2 separate regions of the Mus musculus genome follow, and region 2 is linked to region 1. A link is a contact called in ENCODE Hi-C data. All regions are on one chromosome and are shown on one strand. Each heading gives the region's core, a stretch centred on a gene start or an enhancer-like site at or near the end of the contact. The rest is flanking DNA. Distances are from core to core; before and after follow the strand shown.

Region 1 (5,066 bases), core at 1,335-3,834:
GCTCTTGGAGGGTGACGGCTGTTCTCTTGGTTCCATAAGCAGAGCAGAATAAAGTCCTCCTCTAAAGCTAGATAGACGTGGAGGGTGACTCTTTCTCCTCCCCACATGTCTTGGTTAGGGTTTCTACTGCTGTAACACCATGACCCAAAGCAACTGGGAGAAAAAAAAGGGTTTAATTTCAGCTTACAATTCCACGTTGCAGTCCATCACTGAGGGAAGTTAGGACAGAAACTGATACACTGCAGGAATCTAGAGGCAGGAGCTGATGCTGAGAGTATGGAAGAACACTGCTTACTGACTTGGTCCCCAGAGATTGCTAAACCTTCTTTCTCATACAACTCAGGACCACTAGCCCACAATGAGCTGGGCCCTCCCCACTTAAGAAACTGTCTCCCAGGCTTGCCTCCAGGACAATCTGGTAAGGGCATTTTTTTTCAAATGATGCTTTCTTTTCTCAAATAATTCCAAGTTACATCAAGTTGACATTAAAAACTACCCAGCACACCATTAATCTGCCAAGAGACAGCTGCTAATTCTCTACTACTTTGCAAGCCCAGTAAGGGAGCAAGAGGTGGAGGAGGCAAGCCAACGACAGGTGTGTTTCTTGATTACCTCCCTGTCCAGTCACCCATTTGACTTGTTTTGATGACATGGGGCAGTGACCAGTGTATGTCAAGCTGAATGCATTTGCAGAATCATCATAAATGTGTGCTTTTAGAATTTCCTGCCAGCCCCCAGCATGCCATTTTCCAGAAGCCTTGTCACACCTCCTCTTACTCTGTTTAAGCCAGGCATGTTGGCACAAGTCTGTGATCCCAGCACTTGGATCAGTGGTTCAAGGCCAGCTTCGGATGCACCAGTGAATTCAAAGCCAGCCTGAACAGCATGCTATCCCCGACTCAAAAACCCAAACCAACCAACCAACCAACGGACCGACCAACCAACAAAACAGCCACCCAAACCTCCAATCATCTCAATTTCTTTTCAAGTCTCAAAGAAAACACTATCAGCCTGATAGCCACAGCACCGACCACATAGCAGACATGAGTGTCAGGAGATGCAGCACTCTGACTACAGTGCTCTGGAAGCTCATATTAATATTCTCTTGACCAAAAACTTGGAAATCAGACAATTCCTAGCCCTGCAACCAGCAATGTGAGAAACCATTCTGAGCTGTCAGGATATGGAATTACACAAAAGAAACCAAAACCTACTTTTCTGGTCCTTTCTTTCAGCAGACAAATCCCTCTTCTCAGGCCCAGCATTTGCGTAGGGCTGCAGGTAGAAGAGGATTTACAGTCATAAACCAAGGGAAGGCTTGGCTAGACACCAGAGGGCAGAGATGAGTGTGAGTCTCCTTCCTTTGTAAGTCTAAAACCCAGCACAGCTCTTGGCTGAAGGAACCTGAAACCCATCGGTCCCAGAAAAAGCACAACACATAAAAATGCCTCTTCCTCCTTTTAAGTACATCTACTTACATTTACACCTAATTTTGCAAAGGCAAAATTCATATATGTGAATTAAGACTGAATTACTGGGGGGAAAGGTATAAAAATTTCATTTCCAAGTCAGCTAGTGATTCTACAGAGTTCTCGCCAATTGACATATTTATTCTAAATGGTTAAAACCACAAACTCATTGTGGAAGAGACCCAAGCCAACAGCAAGTTAAGTCTTCCAGTACAGACCTGGAGAGCAAGCTCCCCACAGGAGGATATCAGTGTCTGCCAAGGTCATCCAGCTGATGTGCAGTAGGGACAAGAGCTTTCATTTACTGGGGTCCTACCAATTGTTCTCTAACACCCTCTCCGCAAAACAAACAAATAAAACAGCGCACAAAGAACGCGTCCCCTCGTCAGGACACAGCTTAAAATTTCCAAGAAACCAAAACGGTCTCCCAATGTGTCTCCTCCGCAGGACTGGCCGCAGAGAGGGGGCAGGGAAGGTCACCAGTGAATTTCTGCCAGCAGAAAGCTACCCACTTTCACACTGCACGTCTACCCACATGGATGCACCAGGAGGGTTCAGGCGCCACTAGTTACCCTGTACAAGGTTCCCCAAAGCAGTCAAGGGAGACACTGAGTCTATTCGACTCTGCCGGCTCAGAAGGTTCCAGCAATGAATTAAAATCCCAGAACCAAGCGACGTGAAGAGGGCCACTCTGGCTGGACCTGCCACGCGGGGCAGGTCATCCTTACCCGCAGCGCCGCGTCCACACCTGCGCAGGCTGCGCCGGGGGCGCCCATGTAGGCAGCCAGGGGCCGCGACCCTCCGCCCGTGTCCCCTAGCAGGCGCGTCCGGCGTCGCAGGGCTGGGGAGGAGCCGCTGGGCCTGGGGTATCGCAAAGGCGGATCGCCGCTATCTGGGCTCCCCGGTGTCCGCTCTGCCGACTGGGGGCTGCGCCACGTACCTCGGCAGGCAGGTGCCGCTGCTTGGCTTCGCAGCTTCTGGGGCCTCCGCGCCGCGCCGCCCACCGCCTCTGTGTGCATGCTAGGGAGGGAGCGCTGGCAAGCCGCCAGCCCGGGGCCCCGCGCCCCAGCCAGCCCCCGGCGCCGCGCTCGCGCCAATTCAGCCCCGGACAGTCCGCTCCCCCGCGCGGATGCTGAGGGGGGTGGGGGTAGGCGGGGGCGGGGTCGCGCGTCACGAGGATAAGGGAGACCAATCAGAGTGCGCCGAGGCCCCGCCTGCGAGCGGACTGTCCCCCCGCCCCCTCCGACTGCTAGTGCGAGGGGGAGCGGGACAACTCCAGCCGAGAAGTAGGTGGGGCGCCAGGCAGCCTAGGATGAGGGTGCCCCGCGCTCGGGGATCTCTTCAACTCTCCCCAGGCTTGCGCGTGATTAGATAGTGGAAGGCGTTCCGGAGAACCTAAGGTGGCTCTGGACCGGTTAAAGGCTTTGACTGAGCATCCAATTAGGAGTCGGAGCTGGGGAACTAAGGGGCTTGACGTAGTCACGTGCTTTATTCGCCAGCTGCCCACTGGTCTTCAGGTAATTACTGGTCCTGGGTTCCTGAGACCCAAGAGACAAATACCAGGACAAGCTAAATCAGCGGTTCTCAACCTGGGGGTCGCCTAATACCAATGGAAGACACGTTTATTTACATTTACGATTCACAACAGTAGTGGAATTACAGTTATGAAGTATCAACGAAAATACTTTTTATGGTCAGGGGTTACCACCACAACTTGAGGAAGTGTATTAAAGGGTCGCAGCATTAGGAAGGTTGAGAACGATTAGGCTACACGGTTGTTACTGTGCTAGTTACCAAAGCCAACCAACTTGTTTTAACAGGAGAAGGAACTGAGGTCTGTGTGGGACTGAGGGTGAGTAGCTTTGAAGTCATTTGGAGGCCGAAGCAGGAACAGAACCTGGGCTTGGAGCGCTCAAATCTTATTTGTCTGAAAGCTAGAGAGGCCCTGGCCTCTCACACCTTATTTTGGAAAGGAAATGCCATACGATTTTTAAAAACACATTTAATAAATCCCAAAATTGGTGCATTAAAAAGGCCTAAAACCGGACTGGATCTCCCTTTTAGGATATTTTTCCCCATGATCTTCTAGAAAAGCCGACAAGAAAGGGATCCAAAGCGCAGAGTAAATGATATAATGTAGCCAAGTTCTTCTGAGGATGCAGACCCTTTGTTACTGCATGTGTGTGTGGGAAATCCCCTAGTGCCATAGTCTTTGTTATATTGGAATAGCTTGCCTTCGACCTCAAGAACATTTAACCACAAAGGGGCATTCTGATAGTCAGGAGGCACGCTTTCCAAGATAACAGCTCCAGTTTTCTTGGTGACTGCATAGCAAACTCCTTTTTGGGTCTGCTCAAGGTCCCGTGCTAGATCTGTGTATCAGCTGAGAAAATTGAAGCTTTGTAGTGGAAGCTTGTCAGCCTGTACAAACAGGAAGAGGCCCTGGGCTAGCTTTTAGAACTCCCTTCTCCAGCCCCAATCAAGCATGGCTATCCATCTTTTACCGAACAATAACCCTCTCATTTTGAGAAGGAAGATCCTAGACCCTGAGCCAAGAGCCGTTATCAGTTTTCCTTTTTACAGCAGCTTGCTCTCTTTGCTCTTTCTCCAGGGTGGAGAGTAGAACATGGTCGCCTGGGAACTGGGGGATGCTCTCTGGGTAGTCAATGCCAAGAATAAAGACATAGGAAAGAACGGAGTAGGTGGATTCTACTTTCATGGCTATCCAAAACAACAAATCTGTATGATTTTAAAGCGAGGACACTGGAAATAGTCTAGAAAGGGAAAAAAAGATGGAAGAAAGCCTGACATGTGGCTAAAGCCAGTGGGTTGGCCAAGGCTGGTCAGACACTAGCTAGCTGCCTGGAATGACTATAGCAGGAAAAAGATTGCAGAGCCGCTCACTCTCCTACTATTGGACCAGCCTGAGGCCTGCCTGTGTGGTCTGATGCTCTGACATCTCTGTGCCTTGGTTCTCTCCCACATCTCCCTGTGTGGAGCCCCACCCTCTTAGCAGTAAGGGCTGTCCTGGAAGCTGGAAGCATCCTGCCTTACAAGAGTAGGTGTAAGTTGAGGGCAATGAAGTGTAAGAAGTGAACTCTACCTTCTGTCTTAGTCTCCTGGGACATTTGTTTCAAATATTCATGAGCTCTGTCACCTAGTTGACACTTAGTGAAGGAAAAGAAGACCTGCTCCCAAAGTCCCCAAATAACACACTAGAATCAGCCACTAGATTTCAATGGTTTACTGAGTGGCTTCAGAGAAGCTTCCAGACTCTGGCTACCATACAGTAGGACTACTAATAAATCAGAGATAGCAGCTACCACTTCCTAAATTCACTTTTTCCATTTACTACATTAGTTAATCTAATGACGTCCTCTCACCCTCCCCTTGTGAGCTGCAATATTCTATTTTGGTAAGTTTGTCTAACTTTTGGTTCTATTGGGTGGGTTCTGTTTGAAGTTTAAAAAAAAAAAGATAAATACGGTCTGTGTCCTCCTTGTTGTCTCCGGGACCCTTTCAGAGAATCTCCACAGTCAAAACTATTGTATAATAATCTCATGACACAAAAGGTGAACAAAACTAACTGCCCATCAC
Region 2 (4,790 bases), core at 1,243-3,742, 160 kb before region 1:
GCACTGGGGCTGGGGATGCAGTGCAGTGGTGGTGTAAGTGTCTGGCATGCACGGGTTTGGGTTGAAGTTCTAGTACTGCAGGGAAAGAGTGAGATTTCGTGCGGGCAGAGGCACCCTAATGACAGAGGGGGATGAAACATGGGCATCTCTGAGGATGTCTTTGTTTTCATTGTAGCAATGGGGGCTGGGGAAGCAGCTTAGTTGGTTGTTTGTCTAACATAAATGAGGTCCTGGGTTTGATCCCCAGCACTGCGTAGTAAACAGGGCGCAATGGTGCATGGCCATAATCCCAGCACTCCGGAGATGGAGGCGTTAAGGGTCAAAAGGTCAAGGGCATCCCTGGCTTCACAGTGAGTTTGAGGCCAGCCTAGCCTACAACTGCCTAGCAATAGCTAGCATCTGAATATTTAGGATTTATTAAACAGCTTCCATGCATAGTCTCCTTTAATCTACACAGCAACCATAGGAGTAGTAGCCATCTTTATTTTGCCGATGAGAAAACGGATGCTTAGGAAGATGAAGGAGGTCACTGAATATCATCCTGAGTCACACTGCCAAAAAAAAAAAAAAAAAAAAAAAAAAGGAAGGCCCTGAATGGCCTTCTCTGCTTTCCCTAGTCCCCTATTGGAACCCGGAGGCTTGCTGCAGCCTCAGCTCAGCTACTAGGAGACCAGCAGCCACTAGGCGGCAGCAGAGGTCTGCGTTGCAGGGCTGCTCTGTCTCCAGCTGACTGCGGGCTCTGGTTGGCTGCGTTGGGTCAAAGCCTGAGCCTCTCTGATGTCCAAGAATAGCAAGGGGCTGTAATTCACGTGGGTGGATGCCTTCCCAGGTTTCGAAAGCCCCTCGCGTCATCTCTGTCATTTCATAATCTCGCTCACAGGGTACTTTTTCCGTCTGCTTCAAACAGGTTTGGCGTGGGCCAGACCCGCAAGCTTCCCTGAGATGGTATGTTAGATGCTGACTGGGGCCTGGAGCCACAGAGATCAGTGAAATAAAAAGAAGACCTATGGCTCGCCCTTGGGGGAGACAGATACCTAAACCAACAGCCAAGGTACAGTGTTAGAAAGTCCAACGACAGACTGTTGAGATTTCATGACCGCACAACGTTGGGGAAAGAAGAGTGGGATTATGAGCTACAGGCTGGCTCCGAAGTGCCCCCAGGTCCCGTGTCTATTTGTGGATGTCCTTGTTATACTTGATCTGAGTACCAAAGTTGAGCTTCAATGGGTGTTCTCTTTAAAATGGGCCATGGCAGAGAAAGAGGCCCATGCTAAAAGCTGTTGGGTAAGGAGCCCCAGGTTGAAGAGCAGCAGGTAGCACGAGTGGGTGAAGCATCTAGAGATGGGGCTGGGGATATGACTTAGTGGTAGAGTGTTGCCTGCCTGCGTGGCTGAAGCCCTGGGTTTGTTCTTTAGCACCCCATAAACTAGGCATGGTGATGCTCACTTGCAATCCCAGCATGCAAGAGGATCAACAGAAGAGTTCAAGGCTATCCTCAGCTATGTCGATAGATAAGGAGGGTACATAAGCTACACGAGACCCTGTCTAAAATGGAACAAAACAACAAACAAGGGCCAGGAACACAGGGATAGGTAAAGGGATTTCCAGGCAAGCTTAAAGACTGAACTTTGAATTCTCAACACATGTTTAAATACTGCTGGGCATGGTGGCCTTCCTGTAACTGCAAGGCTCAGGAGATGGACACAGAGGATTCCTGGGGTAACCTGGCTAGCTGAACCGGCAAGTTCTGGGGTCAGGTGAGACCCTGACTCAGTATAAAAGGTAGGAAGTGATTGTGAAAGACAACTCAACGTCAACGACATACATACACACAAGCTTTACACACACACACACACACACACACACACACACACACACACACAAATCTGGGACAGCTGCGGCAGGCATCCAGCAGGAGATGCAAGACAAGGCAGTGGTGAGGATTACACATCCAGTGTCCAGGTCAGCCTTGCTTGCATTCTTTGCTGCAGAGCCGATCCAGTCCTTCTCCAGCAAGGATATCAGAAGTGTGCCCCTGCCTGGGTCCTTTCCCCAGCCCAGGGACTGAGGCTCTGACACTTTCCCCAGCCAGGACTGCCCTAGCTGGATTCCTGGTCTCCTCTCAATTCCCTATTCTATCTCCCCACATGAAGTCTGGAACAGCCTTGGCTAGATGAGGCAACTCCTCCACACCTGCCCTCCTCGGTCTTGGCTGAAACCCCGTGTGGTCTGTGAAGCTCTGGGCATGCCCAGGACTGGCCCAGAAGGGGACAGAGTGTGGGGATGGAGGCATCACTGGAGATGCTGCCATGTCTCCGCCTGCTCACTGTAGCCCAGCAACCTTTGGGACTGCCCACTTCTCGGGCATCATTAACAGGTGTGCCCCAGAACCAGACGGTTGCCAGTGTCACATGTGTGGGTCACCTCTGCTATGCCAATAGTTAATTTTAGCACCAGCCACTTCTCTTTGGGCATGCTAGTCCAAGAGGGTGATGTTAGGCGTCTACCCTCAAAGTTCATCCTGAGGCAACCAAGCGCAAGGGAGAGAGGCGGGGCTGGCCCTGGGCTCACGTGCTACAGCCACACCTCAAGCAGAGCACTTTACAAACCTTTTAGTTTTTTCCTTTTCTTCCTCTTTTCCATCCTCTTTCCCCCCTTTTTCATCCCCCTACCTCTTAATAAATATTTTTATTTTATTTTTAATTGTGTTTGTGTTCGGGTGTGTATGTAGGTATATGCACATGAAATGTAGATACCTGCAGAGAGCAGAGGTATTGGTCAGACACACTGGAGCTGAACTTATAGGCTGTGTGAGGAGTCTAACATGAATTCTGAAGTCAGACTCAGGTTCTCTTGGGGGAAGAGTTACACACTCTTAACTGCTGAGCCAGCTCTCCAGTCCACCCTTTACCCCTAACCCCCACTTTTTTGTGGGGCTCGGTGGTGTGGGAGGGTGAGACAAGAGTCTCACTCTGCAGTCTTGGCCAACCTGGAACTCACTACATAGTCCAGGCTGGCCTCCAATTCTTACAGATCTGCCTGCCTCTACCTCCCCAGTACTGAGACTAAAGGTGTAGTCTCACCACCACACCCAGCTCACATCCCTTGTGTTCCTGGGGTCTGGAGAGCATCTCACAGATTAACAGCACACACTTGCTGCTTTTGCAAAGGACCAGGTTTGATTTCCAGCTCCCACAAGGTTGCTCAAAGCCTCTGGGCTCCAGGTCCACACAGGATGCTTATATATACTTGCAAGCAAACCATTGGTGCATGAAAATTAAAAATAAATAATTTTTAAAAAGCCAATCTTCACTGGGCGTGGTGGCACACACCTTTAATCCCAGCACTCGGGACGCAGAGGCAGGCAGATTTCTGAGTTCGAGGCCAGCCTGGTGTACAAAGTGAGTTCCAGGACAGCTAGGGAAACAGAGAAACCCTGTCTCGAAAAATCAAAAAAACAAGAAAACAAACAAACAAAAAAGTCAATCTTCATTTGGAATTCTGCTTTTTAGCGTGTCCTTGCAAGTTTTAGCAAACAAACAAACAAACAAACAAACACAAAAACCAAAACCAAAACCAAAACCAGCAAAAACCCAAGCCTACTATCTTAAATGACTTTCAGTTCCATTTAAAATACGTTAGATCACTGTTTTATTTTCACACTTTGGAGACGGTGTCAATTGCAGGGATTGTGGATGCAGCCTTTTGATGCACTGCTTGGCTAACACGCATGAAGTTCTGGGATAGCTCTCTAGTACTCATAAACCAACCATGCTGGTACACACCTATAGTCTTAGAACTCAGAGGGTAAATGCAAGAGACATAAAAACTTAAGACCATCCTTGGGTATGTAACAGATCTGAGGCTGGCAGGGGCTGGAGAAATGACTCAACAATGAAAGCAATCGCTGTTCTTCCACAGAACCCGAGATCATTTCCCCAAACCTGGAGTGGGCATCTCGTAACTACCAGTAAATCTAGCTCCAGGGCATCTGATGTCATCTTCCATGGGGCCTGTATGTGGGGCACACACATGCATGCATGCAAACACACACACACACACACACACACACACACACACACACACACGGCATCAGCTGCAAGAAGCACCCTGGCTACAATAATATTTAACTGTTCTGGAGAAACAAGAAATGCAAATCAGGGGGCTGGTGAGATGGCTCAGTGGGTAAGGGCACCCGACTGCTCTTCCGAAGGTCCGAAGTTCAAATCCCAGCAACCACATGGTGGCTCACAACCACCCGTAATGAGATCTGATGCCGTCTTCTGGTGTATCTGAAGACAACTACAGTGTACTTACATATAATAAATAAATAAATCTTAAAAAAAAGAAATGCAAATCATTGAAAAACTGCATCATCTCAATGCATTCAGATTTTTTTTTAAATGGTGAAATATGAAAATAAAAGATATGTAACTTAGAAGGAGGAAAATTCTTTTTTTTTAATTTTAAATTATGTGTGTGTGTGTATGACATATGAGTGCACAAGCTCTCAGAGGCCAGAGATGTCATCACCCTGGAGCTTGTGTTATAGGTGGTGGTGAACCTGATGTGGGTGCTGAGAATCAACCTTGGGTCCTCCGGAGAAACACAAAGTTCTCTTAACTGCTGAGCCATCTCTCTAGTCCGACTGAGGAGAACCCTCGTGGGTAATTTTCATCCTCTGAATGCCTTTGGGATAAATAACTGCAGTCCCAGAAAAAGTGTGTGTGACTCTTGGCCTTGGCTTTGTGCTCCCCTCATGCAGGCTGGGGTCCTGCTTGTTAGGAGTT

The links. Hi-C counts contacts between places; a loop is a spot of excess contacts on that map.
Region 2: a loop to region 1 is called in a map of heart, with 2.2 times the contacts of the local background. The contact joins the enhancer-like site here to the promoter of St3gal5 in region 1. A Hi-C loop is called at or near these places in 2 of 37 maps with a recorded cell type or tissue (gastrocnemius and heart).

What each region holds. Positions count from the first base shown.
Region 1 is chr6:72,095,126-72,100,191 of GRCm38, reverse strand. St3gal5 (ST3 beta-galactoside alpha-2,3-sialyltransferase 5) reads right to left here and starts at 2,584. Exons shown (of 7, transcript NM_001035228.2): 1 at 2,410-2,584. The coding sequence starts at 2,488.
Region 2 is chr6:72,257,318-72,262,107 of GRCm38, reverse strand. No RefSeq gene overlaps it. Among named protein-coding and RNA genes, the nearest start is that of Gm30782, 4.8 kb to the right of the region's middle. Within about 2 kb of position 2,492, at least 1 of the 3 ENCODE cell types and tissues checked has a DNase peak (open chromatin) inside an H3K27ac peak, as active enhancers do; it is heart, where a contact is called at or near this core.